Regions from separate parts of the Homo sapiens genome. Here region 2 is linked to region 1. A link is an interaction called in ENCODE POLR2A ChIA-PET data of the cell type or tissue named here. Cell type or tissue: OCI-LY7. All regions are shown on one strand. Each heading gives the region's core, and the rest is flanking DNA. Links, peaks and the distances in the headings are about the cores only.

What was found. ChIA-PET counts read pairs that join two places held together with the same protein. Peaks named below come from ENCODE experiments on the same cell type or tissue, not always from the same donor. Only the 100,000 strongest peaks of a DNase experiment are listed, where the experiment ranks them.
Region 2: POLR2A ChIA-PET joins it to region 1 with 13 read pairs; 2 of 35 experiments call an interaction of 5 or more read pairs at or near these places.

The regions. Positions count from the first base shown.
Region 1 is chr19:20,347,166-20,355,786 of GRCh38, forward strand. It overlaps the pseudogene BNIP3P20. Among named protein-coding and RNA genes, the nearest start is that of MIR1270, 48 kb to the right of the region's middle. In OCI-LY7, for the core only: no CTCF peak of the experiment used is centred there; no DNase peak of the experiment used is centred there.
Region 2 is chr19:20,269,772-20,278,392 of GRCh38, forward strand. It overlaps LOC105372310 (a long non-coding RNA gene), which reads right to left and starts at 2,057. Exons shown (of 7, transcript XR_007067164.1): 1 at 1,955-2,057. LOC105372314 (a long non-coding RNA gene) reads left to right here and starts at 6,406. Exons shown (of 3, transcript XR_936407.3): 1 at 6,406-6,753; 2 at 7,835-7,912. In OCI-LY7, for the core only: no CTCF peak of the experiment used is centred there; DNase peaks (open chromatin) are centred at 1,990, 2,690, 3,640, 4,610 and 2 weaker places; H3K4me3 peaks cover 4,063 bases; H3K27ac peaks cover 5,558 bases.

The DNA of each region.
Region 1 (8,621 bases), core at 320-8,319:
CAGGTCCCACATTCAACATTGAGGATTTATATTGCAGCATGAGGTTTGGACAACATGGACATCCAAACTGTATTATAGACCATCTAGGCTTCACAGACACACACAAAACGCTCCAGTCAAAACCAAGATGATACACAATATTCTTATTTGCATCTGGTGTATTCTGTTATGACATATACCAAGTTTTATTAAATTTAAAAATACTGACTGGGTGCAGTGGCTCTTGCCTATAATCCTAACACTTTGGGAGACCGAGGTTAGAGGATGCATTGGGGCCAAAAGTTTGAGACTAGTCTGGGCAATATAGTCAGATCCAAACACTACAAACAAGCAAATAATTAGCCAGATGTGGTAGTGCATGTCTGTAGTCCTAGCTACTCAGAAAACTGAGGTAAAAAGATCACTTGAGCCCAGGAGGCTGAGGCTACAGTGGGCCAAACTTATGCTACTACACTCCATCCTGTGTGATGGTAAAAATCTTATCTTAAAACAACAACAGCCATTATTTTAAAAAGATTAAAATTTTGTATAAGTTGCTGGCTCTTTAAAGTTTACAGAGGAAACAGAGGGCAGCAATGTCTGAATAAGTCTGTATTTAGAAAACAACTTGTACACATTTACTCATGCAATGTTCATTAAGCAGGTACTGTGTGCTCAAGAGTATGATACAGAGCACAGCACTGGGAATAACATTATGTAATTCTCATAACACCCTGGGAGCTTGTACTAAGGTTTTAATAAATTTCAGTATTTATATAAAAGGCCCAGCATTTTTATTTCTTCTTGCATTTCCCTATCATCAAAATTTTAAAAAACTATCAAGAATAAAAGCTAAATAGAGACAGATATAAGAGATATAAAAAGGTAGAGTTTAATGTAGTTTAGAGAAAATTTCATTCTGTCTATATTTACTTTTTTGTGACTTGTGGAGCAACTACTGGATATGCAGGAATAGAAAACAAGTTCCTAAATAGAATGTTTCTGCAAATAGTGGTTTTCATAGAAAATTTAAAAACTAAGACCCTACAATACATACTTTATTTTTCTCATTTATCTGCTTTTGGGTTTCAGGAAATTGTTAGCACCAGCTCTAGAAAGGCAGCAGGATTCACCAGCTGAAACTCTGATCTCTTCTAATCAGTTCTGTGAGGCAAGACTCCAGGGTAGGGTCAGAACTAAATAAGGCCTCCAGAAAAGGTCAATCTGAAAGAACTGGGCCAGGAAGTAAACCCTATGTAGAATTCTGTTCTCTATGTCATTGGGAGATTTCCGTTTTCTTTTTTCTAATCTTACCTAAAAGAAACTTAAATCCCAGAGTCTGTAATTTTAATCTTTTCTAGCCAATGCCCTGTCAACTTTATACTACATGATAATATGCAATTTAAACAAATCCCTTCAGTTTTTCTAGGGTAATTTTATTAGAAAATAAATACATACACTTAACAAGGTGAAAGAATAAAAATTATATGGCCCAGTGCGGTGGCTCATGCCTGTAATCCCAGCACTTTGGGAGGCTTTGGCAGGTGGATCATGAGGTCAGGAGTTCAAGACCAGCCTGACTGAGATGGTGAAACCTCGTCTCTACTAAAAATACAAAAATTAGCCGGGTGCGGTGGCAGGCACCTGTAATCCCAGTTACTTGAGTGGCTGAGGAAGGAGAATTGCTTGAACCCGAGTGGCAGAGGTTGCAGTGAGCTGAGATCACACCACTAAACTCCAGCCTGTATGACAAATTGAGATTCCATCTCCAAAAAAAAAAAAGAAAGAAAAGAAATTAAAATTATAATAACAATTCTTCTGTTCATAAATATCCCTTCAGCTGTGGACTTCAGAAGTCACAACAATATAAAGAAAGTGGCAAATAAAGCCCAAGATTTTGGACACATCTATTTGTTGTACCAACCATATGATGCATAATTCAATTATTTATCCAGTTGCTAGTCTAGACTGAAAGTTTCTGGATTGTTGGAACCATGACTGCTTCATGTATTTTTTTAATGGCCATATAAATTGGAAGCTACTAGTTTATCTGTTTGGGTCTCCAGATCTTCTCCTTGTTTATCATCCCAGTACCAGGAAACTAGAGAAACTCATCTGGGTACCAACCAAAGACATCTTTTATATGAGGGGATGAACAAACACAGGATGACTCATTTCTCTTACACTGAGACAGAAGCAGAAGTAATCACTCTTGTCTGCTCTGGACATCCTCAAATGCTTCAAAGACACCTAGGTGACTGAGAGAATTCCCATTGACCTGGGGCTGATGGCCCAGTGATAAGCCAGGTTGGAGAGACTCAGGCCGATTCTAAATAAAAAATGGAACTGCCTTGGTGGAGCTCAAAAACCTGGATCACCCGTCCTGATTTGCTAGCTCTTGGGTAAAAGAAAGAACAAAAATGCTCTACTCCAGTATCACATTTTACAGGTAAATTTAGTTGTGATCATGGTTCTGGATACTTTGTGGCCTCGATCTCTCATGCCTAAGATGCTTATTTACACTTACAGATTCTGCCATCACATTCTATTTCCTCCTGGATCCTCTCACATCACTGTAGCAGGGCAATGAACAAAATGTGAAAAATCTCAAAATGCCACACTCCCAAATGGGAGCTTAAGATGTCAAGACTGACATCTCACAGTGCAGAAAATGCCTTTTGTTAGTTTTCTGTACATCTCCGTCCAAAGTCCAGACCTTTTTTGTAAATTCCAGGCAGAGGGCAGACCTTATCTGCAGATTCTAGGTAGGATCAACCTGGCTCTGCATCCTATGGTGTTACAGTAAGTGGAGTACAAAGGAGGGATCCCCTCATAGAGGCTGCTCTAGCACATTCTAAATAAGTCTAAATGGAAAAAAAAAAAGCTGATGTAACATGAATGTAAGTAGACAGTTTATTTGGGTCAACTTTAGATTATAAACTGGGAGCAAATATTCAAGTTGCCTTAAATCTACACTTTGATTAGCAGCAGTTACAAGAAGATTTGTAAAGACAACAAGAGAAAGAGAGAGAGTGGGCTGACACAAAGTTGTTTTTCAGAAAATTTTATTTATTTACAGAAATGACTTTGATTATTGATTAGAAATATATGGTTATGGTTTAGGGTATGGGATATAGGGTCCAAGGCAGCATTATTAGTTTATTTTATGGCTACTTGTGGCAATAGTGAACAGTTTCAAGAGATAAATACATAGTTCAAAGGGGGGAGAAAGACATAACTGCACTTTCATTTTAATGTCTGAGTTTGATAACCAAAAGAACTTGCATTTTTCAGATAAACGTTTTTTATTTCCCAATCTCAAGACTGGGATTCAAAATTTGGAGCTGCAGATTTAGGGCCTGAATGTCTGAAGTAGCAGCACGTGTTACCTGCAAATTTGTGAGCATTTTAGCAAGAGGAGGAAGAAGAAAGTAGAGATCCTCTTGTCTACATGTCTACTCAATGCACACGTTACTTTAATTGGATTTGTGGGTCCCATGATCTCTGAATCAGTTTCAGATCTGAAGATACAAGAGTCAGTGAAAGAGGTAAAATGACTGATTACTGTATTGTGAAATTTATAGAAATCTGATCTAGCCTCTCTAGAAGTGACTGTAGAGGACTATAGATACCAAATAGGCAGAGACACAATTCTTCCTGCATATTTATGGGACAGCATGCACTGTGCTGCACAACTGTGAGTTCACTAGAAGCCTGAGAGGGAGTCTCCTCTGGAGTAAATTCTGGTTGGCACCTTATGTGTTTATATTATGTCTGGTAATTCTAGACAGTGTTTTGAAACAATAATTAAAAGAAAAGTTTTCTCCATCCCCAGAAGAATGCCACAATAGAACAGAAAGAAAATGGTTTTATTACACAATTAAACTTGAATGTGACATGCATCATAGTCAATCTGCTTAACAGACTGCAATAATAAAAAGACGGACATCATAATTAGTCCACAAGTAGAATTTACAGCACCATGTCATACATAGTTCATTCTAAATTCACCTGGAGATTGAAGAGGTCATCTGTGTATGCTAATTGCTTATATTCAATGATAAATAATCTTTTCACATCTTCATAACAGGAGGTAGTTTAGCACCTTGAAGCCAGGTACCTGATGAAGCTAGGCTTTCACTCTGCTACAAAAATGGTTGAATAGGGTTCTATGTTTTTGGCTATTTATATTTTAGAGCAGTGGTTCTGTACTCCCTGGCACTGGGCTACAGCACTCCTGCTTGATTTCACCTGGTTGCTAGTGTCCTCTTGACTTCTACCATCTGTCACTGAGGAACAGCCCAGAGCACAGCTCACATTTTATGTGAAGTCTATTTGCCACAGCAGCACTCTAGTGTCACATCAGAGAGGGAAGCCTGAGCTGCAGGAGGAGAGCCTGCAGGCCTCCTGGGTAGAATGACACATTCACAATAATGGAAATGAGAGCAGTGTTTCAGCCCATTTCTACTTATAATGGTGACCAGGGAAAAATACTGCTGATTTTCCAGCATGAATCCAGATAGAGATAGCTCCAGAAGTTCTCACTGTGACAGCCCAGCTTATTCCAAAATCAAGGGTTATGAATAAGGCTTCTGAAACAGAGACCCAAAGCACTGGAGAGAAAAACAGATCTCCGTCGGAGCAAGATGGTTCTGAGAGAAAAAAGTTAAAATGATCTTAAGAAAAATCTCAGACTACATATAACATTGATTATGTCAGATAGAAAATATTCCCCTAAAAGAAATTTCTCTCTAAACACCTAAAGTGTACAGCTACTCTCAACATGAGAAACATGAGCATTATGAAGAAAGGGGGCAGATTTTCAGAAGAATTTTATAAAGTTTCTTTTCTATCTCTGCTGTTCTCTCATCTCCTAGCCATTGAATGGGGGTTCTACGTTGAAATATATTTGACAACTTCCAACAACACTTTCTGATGAAGAAATAGAATCTGACTGTGTTCATATAGTGGAATATGTTAGAACTTGCAACACAGCTAACTGAAGAGCTATTATGGTTTTTGCATGGCCACATCACCTAACCTTATTTGTCCTGCAATAGCAGCATACCAATTTAGTGAAATAAAATATACTAAAATAGTGTTTACTCAAAATTATCTCTATTGAATAAAGTAACAAACATGTCACACTAATATCTACTTACTGTAACAATTTGGTAGTAAAGTTCCTTTGGATATTAAATATAAATATCAAAGTATAAATAATTTTAATGAACTAGTGTTAATGTAGATAGCATTTAAAAAATTAAAACTTCAGTTAAAACATTTTATATTTCAAAAGTATAAATAACAATATTAAAATAACCATTTAAGTGATTCATTCAAAGTAAGTAGTGCAGCTTTGTATTGGTACTATTGTAGAAAATACTGTTTCTGGCTTATGCCTGTAATCCCAGCACTTAAGAGGCTGAGGAGGGTGGATCACCTGAGGTCAAGAGTTCAAGATCAAGGTGGTGAACATGGTAACACCCCATTTCTACTATAAATACAAAAACTTAGTCATGCAGGGTGAGGCATGCGTATAATTCCAGCTACTTGGGAGGCTGAGGCAGGAGAATCACTTCAACCTGGGAGGCAGTGGTTGCAGTGAGCTGAGATCACACCACTGCACTCCAGCCTGGGCAACAGAGTGAGACTCTGTCTCAAAATAAAAGAGAAAATACAGTTTAATGTACATGAATGCAGATTGTCCACAAACATTACACATAATTATGCTAATTGTTATGAAGTAATAAATAGAAAGCAAGATACAACTACAGACTCCACTGTTTAGTTTATACCCTGAACTGTTTTTGCTTTTGCAGTATAAGCACTTCAGCCTGCAAATATTGGATAATTACCTTGGATTTTCAGGTTTCTGTCAAAGAAATATAGTATCTTTTAGTCTTTATCATTCTGTATTGCTAAATTTAATCTTATCTTTGTGCTAAGCTTCTGTGTGCTCTTTTTTTTAATTATTATTATACTTTAAGTTTTAGGATACATGTGCACAATGTGCAGGTTAGTTACATGTGTATACACGTGCCATGCTGGTGTGCTGCACCCATTAACTCGTCATTTAGCATTTGGTATATCTCCTAATGCTATCCCTCCCCCCTCCCCCCTCTGTGTGCTCTTAAAATGAGCTCTTATCTAAACAAATCTGTCTACTTTAAAGGACTAAAAATGAAAAAAATAAACTTTTCAGAACCGAAAACAAAGCAATAAATCTGAATTATCAGATAATCTGAAGACAGAAAAAATGACAAAAGTCTTATTTAGTTGTTAATATGATTTACATATATTTCCAAAAGCAGAGAAAAATATCTATATATAATCTAGATCCCTCAACAAAAGAGGGAATAGCAAAACTTTTTTTGGAACTTTTTTTTTTTTGTTTGTTTGTTTCGAGACGGAGTCTCGCTCTGTCGCCCAGGCTGGAGTGCAGTGGCGCGATCTCAGCTCACTGCCGGCTCCGCCTCCCGGGTTCACGCCATTCTCCTGCCTCAGCCTCCCGAGTAGCTGGGACTACAGGCGGCCGCCACCATGCCTGGCTAATTTTTTTGTACTTTTAGTAGAGACGGGGTTTCATCGTGTTAGCCAGGATGGTCTCGACCTCCTGACCTCGTGATCCACCCTCCTCGGCCTCCCAAAGTGCTGGGATTACAGGCTTGAGCCACCGCGCCCGGCCTTTTTTCAGAACTTTTTAATGAGTTTTTGAACCCTTGGACATCTGAAATTTGCACACTGTATGCACTTGAAAGAAGGTTTATGGGGAAGCTGGGTGGGGTGGCTCATGCCTGTAATCCCAACACTTTGGGAGACCAAGGCAGTCAGATCACGAGGTTTGGTGGTCGAGACCATCCTGGCTAACACGGTGAAACCGCATCTCTACTAAAAATACAAAAAATTAGCCAGGCGTGGTGGTGGGCACCTGTAGTCCCAGATACTCGGGAGGCTGAGGAAGGAGAATGGCCTGAACCCGGGAGGCAGGGCTTGCAGTGAGCCGAGATCGCGCCACTGCACTCCAGCCTGGTCAACCGAGCGAGACACTGTCTCGAAAAATAAAAAATAAAAAATAAATTAAAAAAAGAAGGTTTATGGGGAAAAAAAACCCAGAAGATAAAAAGATATTACATAAAATCCATAAATACTCAAGACCAATTAAACAGAATAGAGAGCCCAGAAATAATGCCACCTTCCTACAACCATCAGATTTTTTACAAAGTTGACAAGAAGAATGTGGGAAGATTTTTCTCTGTAATAAATGGTGCTGGAATAATAGCTAACACTATGTAGAAGACAGAAACTTGACCCCTTCGTTGCACCACATACAAAAATCAACTCAAGATAAAATAAAGACTTAAATGAAAAACTTAAAATTATAAAGAAACCCTGCAAGATAACCTAGGAAATACCATTCTTGACACAGAAACAGGTAAAGACTTCATGATGAAACTACAAAAACCAACTGCAACAAAAGCAAAAATTGACAAATGGGACCTATTTGAACTTAAGAGCTTCTTCACAGGAAAGGAAACTATGAATAGAGCAAACAGACAACCTACAGAGTAAGAGAAAATAGTTGCAAATTTTGCCTCTTACAAAGGCCTAATATACACAATTTATTAAGAACTGAAATGAGTTTAGAAGAAAAAACCAAGAAACCTCATTAAAAAGTAGGCAAAAAATATGAACGGATGCTTTTCAAAAGACATACATGTGGCTAACAAACATTATGAAAAAAAGGTCACTGCTAATCATTAGAGAAATTAAAAGAAAAACACAATGAGAAACCACCTCACTCACACACGTCAGAATGGCTATTTTTAAAAAGTCAAAAAATAACAGATGCTGGCAAAGTTGCAGAGAAAAAGGAATGCTTATACTCTCCTGGTGGGGGTGTAAATTAGTTCAACAACTTAAAAAGCAGTGTGGCGATTCCTCACAGAACTAAAAACAGAATTATCATCTGATCCAGGAGCCTCAAAACTGGGTATATACCCAAAGAAATATAAATGTTTATATTATAAAGACACATCCACATGCATGTTCACTGCAGCACTATTCACAATAGCAAAGACACGGACAGGCCCTGAATGCTTATCAGTGGTAGACTGGATAAAGAAAATATAATATGGTCAGATGCGGTGGCTCATGCCTGTAATCCCAGCACTTTGGGAGGCCACAGCAGGTGGATTGCCTGAGCTTAGAAGTTCGAGACCAACCTGGGCAACATGGCAAAATCCTGTCTCCACGGAAAATACAAAAAGAAAAATTGGCAAGGCATGGTAACACACACGTTTAGTCCCAAGGTTGAGGCTAAAGTAAGCCAATATCATGCCATGGCACTCTGGCCTGGGCAATAAATGAAACCCTGTCTCCAAAAATAAAATAAAATAAAAGATTTAGTAAAAACAAAATATGGTACATAAATATCATGGAATACTCTGTAGCCATTAAAAAATAATTATCATGTCCTTTGCAAGAACATAGATGAAGCTGGAGACCATTATTCTTACAAAACTAATGCAAAGTCTGGGCGCGGTGGCTCACACCGGTAATCCCAGCACTTTGGGAGGCGGAGGCGGGCTAATCACCGGAGGTTGGGAGATTAAGACCAGACTGATCAACGTGGAGAAACC
Region 2 (8,621 bases), core at 397-8,396, 77 kb before region 1:
ATGCAATTTGTTTACAAACCCTACACATAACTATGCTAATCGTTCTGAAGTAATAAATAGAAAGCAAGATACAACTACAGACTCTACTGTTCAGTTTATGCACTGAACTGTTTTTGCTTTCACCGTATAAGTCCTTCAGCCTGCAAATATTGGGTAATTACCTTGGATAATCAGATTTCTTTCAAAGAAACTTAGTATCTTTCAGTCTTTATCATTCTGTATTGCAAAATTTAATCCTATCTTTGTGCTAAGCATCTGTGTGCTCTTAAAATGAGCATTTATCTAAACCATCTGTGTCTACTTTAAAGGACTAAAAATGAAAAAGATAAACTTTTCAGAAGCAAAAAGAAAGCAAAAAACCTGAAGTACTAGATAAAGATAATCTGGAGTCTGAAAAAATGACTAAAGGTTTATTTAACTGTTAATATAATTTACATATATTTCAAAAAAGCAGAGAAAAATATCTACATATAATCAAAATGCCTTAAGAAAAGAGAGAATAGTAAAATAGCTTTTTGATACTTTTTAAAGAGTTTTTGAACTCTTGGACACCTGAATTTTGCACACTATATGCACTTAAGGTGATGCTTATGGGAGAAAAACACAAGAGAGAATGATGTTATAAAAAAATCCATGCATGCAAAAGACCTTTGCAACAGAATAGAGAGACCAGAAATAATGCCACCCTCCTACAACCATCAGATTTTTGTCAAACCTGACAAGAGAAAAGTGGGAAGAATTCTCTCTTTAATAAATGATGCTGGAATAACTACCTAGCACTATGTAGAAGACAGAAACTGGACCCCTTCATTACACCATATACAAAAATCAGCTCAAGATAAATTAAAGACTTAAATGTAAAACTTAAAATTATAAGAAACCCTGCAATATAACCTAAAAAATACTGTTCTAGACATAGAAACTGGCAAAGACTTCATGATGAAGCTTCCAAAAGCTATTGCCACAAAAGCAAAAATTGACAAATGGGACCTATTTAAACTAAAGAGCTTCTTCACAGCAAAGGAAACTATCAACAGAGTAAAGAGACAACCTACAGAATAAAAGAAAATATTTGCAAACTTTGCCTCTGACAAAGGATTAATATCCAGAATTTATTAAGAGCTCAAACAAGTTTACAAGAAAAAAAACAAACAACCTCATTAAAAAGTAGAAAAAAAATGAACATATTCTTTTCAAAAGAAGACAAATGTGCAGTTAACAAGCATGTGAAAAAAATGCTCATTGCTAATTATTAGAGAAATTAAAAGAAAAACCACAATGAGATACTGCATCATACCCATCAGAATGGCTATTTTTTAAATGTCAAAAAATAACAGATGCTGGCAAGGTTGCAGAGAAAAGGGAATGCTTATACTCTGCTGGTGGGAGTGTAAATTAGTTCAACAGCTGTAAAAAGCAGTGTGGTGATTCCTCACAGAATTAAAAACAGAATTATCATTTGACTCAGGAACCTCATAATTGGGTATATACCCAAAGAAATATAAATTATTATAAAGACATATCCACATGCATGTTTATTGCAGCACTATTCACAATAGCAAAGGCATGGACGGGTCCTGAATGGCTATCTATGATAGACTGGATAAGGAAAATGTGGTATGGTCAGATGCGGTGGCTCACGCCTGTAATTGCAGCACTTTGGGAGGCTGAGGCAGGTGGATCACACGGTCAGGCGTTTGAGAGCAGCCTGGCCAACATAATGAAACCCTGTATCTACTAAAAATACAAAAAATTAGCCAGGTGTCGTGGCAGGCACCTGTAATCCCAGCTACTCACGAGGCTGAGGCAAGAGAGTCACTTGAACCCAGGAGGCAGAGGTTGCAGTGAGCCGAGATCACGCCAGTGTACTCCAACCGAGGTGACAGTGTGAGACTTTGTCAAAAAAAAAAAAACAAAGAAGAAGAAATTAAAAAAAAAGAAAAACGAACTGGACCTTTAATAACTTCCTCTTTCTGGCTTAATATTAGCCTTAGCTTGGAGTCTCTTGGTTAAAACTTTAATTTCCATGTCAGAGGTATTCACTTGGTGTTGAAACTAACTGAAAAATCCGGTGAAACTACTCAAAGTGTTTACATAAGGGAAGGAAATTTAAAGTGCTCACTTTTTTTTAATGGTTTTTTTTTTTGAGATGGAGTCTCTCTCTGTCACCCAGGCTGGAGTGCAATGGCACAATCTCAGCTCACTGCAGCCTCCACCTCCCGTGTTCAAGCCATTCTCCTGCCTCAGTCTTCCAAGTAGCTGGGACTACAGTCATGCGCCACCACACTCGGCTAATTTTTGTAATTTTAGTAGAGACGGGGTTTCGCCATGTTGGGCAGGCTGGTCTCAAACTCCTGACCTTAAGTGATCAAACCGCCTAGGCTTCCCAAAGTGTTGGGATTACAGTTATGAGCCAGTGTACCTGGCTAAGATGCTTACATTTTATTCCTCCATAAGAAAAGCAAATATATCTACTTCTTTCAGACAATATATGTATTATTTTATTATTTCTATTAAAAATAATGTAGTAAAAAATTAGTCATATGAGAAAACTTGTAGAAGATACCATGTTTCATCACATATAATTTAGCATTTAATTCAGAAATCAAGACAACATGATATAGAACTGAGATATTCACTGTCACAAATTTACCCTGCAAAAAGAGGAACTGATGTTTTGACAAGTCTATGTAACTCATCAATTATCTACCACATTTTCCTGTGGAAATATGTTTATTGTCTACAGTCAAAACAGAAGAGAGATTTTCTTTCTTTCTTTTTTTTTTTTTTTTATGGAGTCTATCTCTGTTGCCCAGGCTGGAGTGCAGTGGTGTGATCTTGGCTCACGGCAACCTCCACCTCCCAGGTTCAAGCAATTCTCTGCCTCAGCCTCCCAAGTAGCTGAGATTACAGGTGCCTGCCATCGCGCCTGGATAATTTTTGTATTTTTAGTAGAGACAGGGTTTCACTGTCTTGGACAGGCTGGTGTTGAAATCTTGACCTTGTGATGCATCCGCCTCGTCCTCCCAAAGTGCTAGGATTACCGGCATGAGCCACTGCGCTTGGCTGATAGCTAGCATTCTTAAAGCTAAGGCTTGGAATTCTGTTTGAAATCACTCAGCCATAGAAAACACCTGGCCAGGCATGGGGGCTCATGCCTGTAATCTCAGCACTTTGGGAGGCTGAGGCAGGCAGATCACGAGGTCAGGAGTTCGAGACCAGCATGACCAACATGGTGAAACCTGTCTCTACTAAAAATTAAAAAATTAGCCGGGCATGGTGGCATGGTACCTGTAATTTCAGCTACTCAAAAGGCTGAGGCAGGAGATTCCCTTGAACCCGGGTGGCAAAGCTGAGATCATGCCACTTGTTGGGGTGATCAGACCCAATACCAGACCATTGTGGCTATGAAGTCCAGTGGAGTCAAAGGAATGAGAAAAGACAGGTTAAGAGTACATAAGGTGGGTCCAGAGGGCCAAAGCTAGTATGGAAACTGTGAGGGCCCCAAGCTTTGGAAGCCCACACTATTTATTGGTGATCAAACAAAGAAGCAGGTGGTGAGGATGTGTGGATGTGGGGGTAAACAGGTGAGGACATAAGGACGTGAGGGTAGAAAGGTAACAGTGCATCAAGTGTAGCTGTGACGGTTTAGCATTTTCTTTGACACATAAAGAGTATGCTCTGCTGCTTGAGATAATGGAGAACATATTTATGAGCCTGGGAGAGCAACCAACAAGTCTGTGCACATTCTAGAGGCCACGAGGGGTTTTATGCCCTGAGCCTTGGATTCCATCCAAGCCGTGAGGGGTTTTATGCCCTGGGCTCAGATTTGTGTTTTGTCAGGGCAGCCTTCCACCATTTGGCACAGAGTTTGATGTTCCAAAGGCCATGAGGGATTTTAGACCCTGGACCCAGGACATCTTCCAAGACTCTTTTATATTATGACAGACAAGCCAGTCCTGCCTCAGCTCTTCTACCAACACCACTGCACTTCAGCCTGGTTGACAGAGCTAGACTCCATCTCAAACAAAAACAAACAATCAAACAGAAAAACACCTGAAAATATTCCTAAGGTTACTCTGGGAAAGAAAAAGGTAAATAAGAATTATTAACTAATAGAATATATGATTAAATACTAATTTTTGAAACTCATCTCTATTATGTCTTTTGTAAATATTTTCTTATTTTTCAGCCCCTACTAATAAAATGCAAATCACAGTAAAAAATACTGATACAGCTCAGTGCAGTGGCTCATGCCTGTAATCACAACACTTTGGGGGCCAAGGCAGGGAGATCACTTCACACCAGAAGTTTTGGAGCAGCCTGGTCCCTCTCTACTAAAAACACAAAAACTAGCCAGGCAAAGTGTTGTGCACCTAGCTACTTGGGAGGCCAAGGAATGAGAATCACTTGAACCCAGGAGGGGGAGGTTGCAGTGAGCCGAGATCAAGCCACTGCATTGCAGCCTGTGTAACAGAGTGAAACCGTCAAAAAAAAAAAAAAAAAAAAAAAAAACCCGAAAAAACGAAAAAACCTGAGGTCAAAATAAGTAAAGAAATCTTTTCAATGTACAGACCCAATCATCCAACCCATCCTGTTCACTTACATGCTCAATAACCACCCTCCCAGGAGACACTGCTCTATGCCCCAGTGAGTGCCCCAGGTGCATTTTACTTTGTTTTTATGCCATCTCACTGGGGTCAGTTTTTTTGTCTTTTGGAATTTTTTATTTTTATTACAAAATTTTCACTGTTTTTATTTCACTGTTTTTCTGCCCCCACTCAAGAAAATCCAGGGGGCAGAAATTATTTGTTTTGCCCTCAATACCAGCATTTGATTGGCTGACCAGCAATGTGTATCCAAAAAATGGAAGCTAGGTTGGGTGAAGAAAATCTTCATGTCTCAAGGGGTTAGCTTTAAAAAAAGAAAAAGAAAAATAAAAACAAACATGCACCAGGAGATGCCTTTCACCTCCAAGGCTGCCACCTGCTCCCTTGAGAGGCTACACTCCATACTTCAGGTGGTTCTATGGGAGAAAATGACCCAAGAGACAATAGTCACTAGACACATAGCCATAGCCATAGTGGGTATCTTGGTTTATCCCCAGAAAGTACTAAAACCCAGGCCCAGAAAAAAAAAACTGAAGGATAGCTGAGGACACATCACCCTATGAAGTTTCCAAAGGGTAATCTTAACCTAAAAACATTCTGGTAAGTTCTCTGGAAAAAAAAAAGCAAAAGAGGGACAGATATTTTTACAATACAGTGTCAGGGGATTATTCTTTGCTTTCTTCTCAGGGAAAATATTTACAAACAGAAAAAAATCTCTTCAATACTGTTATGCCATGCTTTGTATAAAATGATTAATTGAGGAACATGGGGTACACTTGAGGCGCTGCTTGGGGCACATGTGAAAAATGCCAGGAAAAATCAGTCCCCTGTGGGATGTGAAAATAATTAAGTGGCAGGCAATTAGACTGAGGATGCTCTAGTACCCAGATTCCTACTTCTAAAAAAAAAAAAATCTAAACTCAAGTGCATTTTTTGGTAAATTACTACATTAGGGGAACAAAATTCAAGCTTAAACAACTATAAACTACCACTTAAACTCTGATTAAATAACCAGGGAATTTCCACCTTGATTGTACCAATTAAGAAACTACGTAACTGCATCTAACCAATTATTGAATTTGGTTTTCTTCTTCATGCACCTTATAAATGTCTTTTCTTCAAGACCCTCCCACGGAGAACAAACTACAAACTATAGCTAGCTGGTCTACAATTCTTGAATCTCTCTTTTTGAGGCTGGGCACGGTGGCTCAAGCCTGTAATCCCAGCCCTTTGGGAGGCTGAGGCGGGCAGATCACAAGGTCAGGAGATCGAGACCATCCTGGCTAACACGGTGAAACTGCCTCTCTACTAAAAATACAAAAAATTAGCCAGGCACGGTGGCAGGAGCCTGTAGTCCCAGCTATTCAGGAGGCTGAGGCAGGAGAATGGTGTGAACCCAGGAGATGGAGCTTGCAGTGAGCCGAGATTGCGCCACTGCACTCCAGCCTGGGTGACAGAGCGAGACTCCGTCTCAAAAAAAAAAAATTATTTGATATTTTTACAGTGACTCCCAAAATTTTTTTTTTAAGACAGACTCTTGCTCTGTCGCCCAGGCTGGAGTGCAGTGGCATGATCTCAGCTGACAACAACCTCGGCCTCCCAGGTTCAAGCCATTCTCTTTTCTCTGCCTCCCGAGTACCTAGGACTACAGACATTCGCCATCACACCCAGCTAATTTTTGTATTTTTAGGAGAGATGGGGTTTCCCCATTTTGTCCAAGCTGGTCTTCAACTCCTGACCTCAAGTGATCTGCCCCCCTCAGCCTCCCCTAGTCCCCACACAATCTGGGAGAGATGCCACACTGCGGGTGCAGAGTCACCTGGAGAGGGCTCCAGGCCAGGGCACAGTCACTGAGCAGGGAAGAGAAAGGACGGCCGGGAGCCCAGCTGTCAGCATAGCGGCCATCTTATGGCTGAAGGGTACTGAGGCTGAGCTGGGCAAGGAGAACTCGGAAAGCAGATTGTGGAGCTGACTATGGGGAGGCCTGGGTCCTGCCACAGCCATTTTCCTGCCAAGGGAGGCTGTGACTGAGCGGGCTACCCAGCCTGGGAAACTGCTTTTTCCATGGAACTGTGCAACCCACAGTTCAGAAGATTCCACTTGTGAACCCTTGCCACTGGAGCCTGAGATCTGAACCCTGGAGGTGAGCAATTCTCAACAGCCTCTCTCCTAGAATCTGCTTAAGCCTGCCAAGATCCCGGGGGAGGGGTGTGGGGAAAAGAGAGATCAGACTGCTACTGTGTCTATGTAGAAAGAAGTAGACATGAGACTCCATTTTGTTCTGTACTAAGAGAAATTCTTCTGCCTTGAGATGCTGTTAATCTGTAACCCTAGCCCCAACCCTATGCTTCCTGAGACATGTGCTGTGTTGACTCAAGGTTTAATGGATTTAGGGCTATGCAGGATGAGCTTTGTTAAAAAAGTGCTTAAAGGCAGTATGCTTGTTAAAAGTCATCACCATTCTCTAATCTCGAGTACCCAGGGACACAATACACTATGGAAGTTGGCAGGGATCTCTGCCTAGGAAAGTCAGGTATTGTCCAAGGTTTCTCCTCATATAATAGCCTGAGTTATTGCCTCATGGGAAGGGAAAGACCTGACCATCCCCCAGCCTGACCCCCATAAAGGGTCTGTGCTGAGGAGGATTAGTAAAAGAGGAAGGCCTCTTTGCAGTTGAGACAAGAGGAAGGCATCTGTCTCCTGCTTGTCCCTGGGAATGGAATGTCTTGGTGTAAAACCTGATCACACATTCTATTTACTGAGATAGGAGAAAACTGCCTTATGGCTGGAGGTGAGATGTGCTGGCGGCAGTACTGCTCCTTAATGCACTGAGATGTTTGTGTAAAGTCAAACATAAATCTGGCCTACGTGCACATCAACGCACAGTGTCTTTCCTTAACTTATTTATGACACAGAGATCTTTTCTCACGTGTTTTCCTGCTGACCCTCTTCCCACCATTACCCTATAGTCCTGCCACATCCCCCTCTCTGAGATGGTAGAGATAGTGATCAATAAATACTGAGGGAACTCAGAGACCAGTGCCAGCGCGGGTCCTCTGTATGTTGAGTGCCGGTCCCCTGGGCCCACTGTTCTTTCTCTATACTTTGTCTCTGTGTCTTATTTCTTTTCTCAGTCTCTCATCCCACTTGATGAGAAACACCCACAGGTTTGGAGGGGCAGGACACCCCTTCATCTGGTGCCCAATGTGGGTGCTTTTCTTTAGGTTGAAGGTATGCCAGAGCGTGGTCATTGAGGACAAGTTGATGAGAGATTCCCGAGTACATCTATGGTCAGCCTTGCGGTAAGCTTGTGCGCTCAGAAGAACCTAGGGTAACAATGGGATAAACTGAAAGTAAATATGCCTCTTAGCTTTATTAAAATTCTTTTAAGAAGAGGGGGAGTTAGAGTCTCTACAGAAAATCTAATCACGCTACTTCAAACAATAGAACAATTCTGCCCATGGTTTCCAGAACAGGGAACTTTAGATCTAAAAGATTGGGAAAAAATTGGCAAAGAATTAAACAAGCAAGTAGGGAGGGTAAAATCATCCCACTTACAGTATGGAATGATTGGGCCCTTATTAAAGCAGCTTTAGAACTGTTTCAAACAGGAGAAGATAGTTTCAGTTTCTGATGCCCCTGAAAGCTGTGTAATAGATTGTGAAGAAGAGGCAGGGATAGAATCCTAGAAAGGAACGGAAAGTTCACATTGTAAATATGTAGCAGAGTCTGTAATGACTCAGTCAATGCAAAATGTTGACTACAGTCAATTACAGGAGGTAATATATCCTGAAACATTAGAATTAGAAGAAAAAGGTCCAGAATTAGTGGGGCCATCAGAGTCTAAACCATGATGGCCAACTCCTCTTCCAGCAGTTCAGATGCCTGTAACATTACAACCTCAAATGCAGGTTAGACAAGTACAAACCTGAAGAGAATAACAAATAGAGAAAGATAGAGTATCTGTCACAGCAATGCCAATCCAAATACAGTATCCACAATATCAGCTGG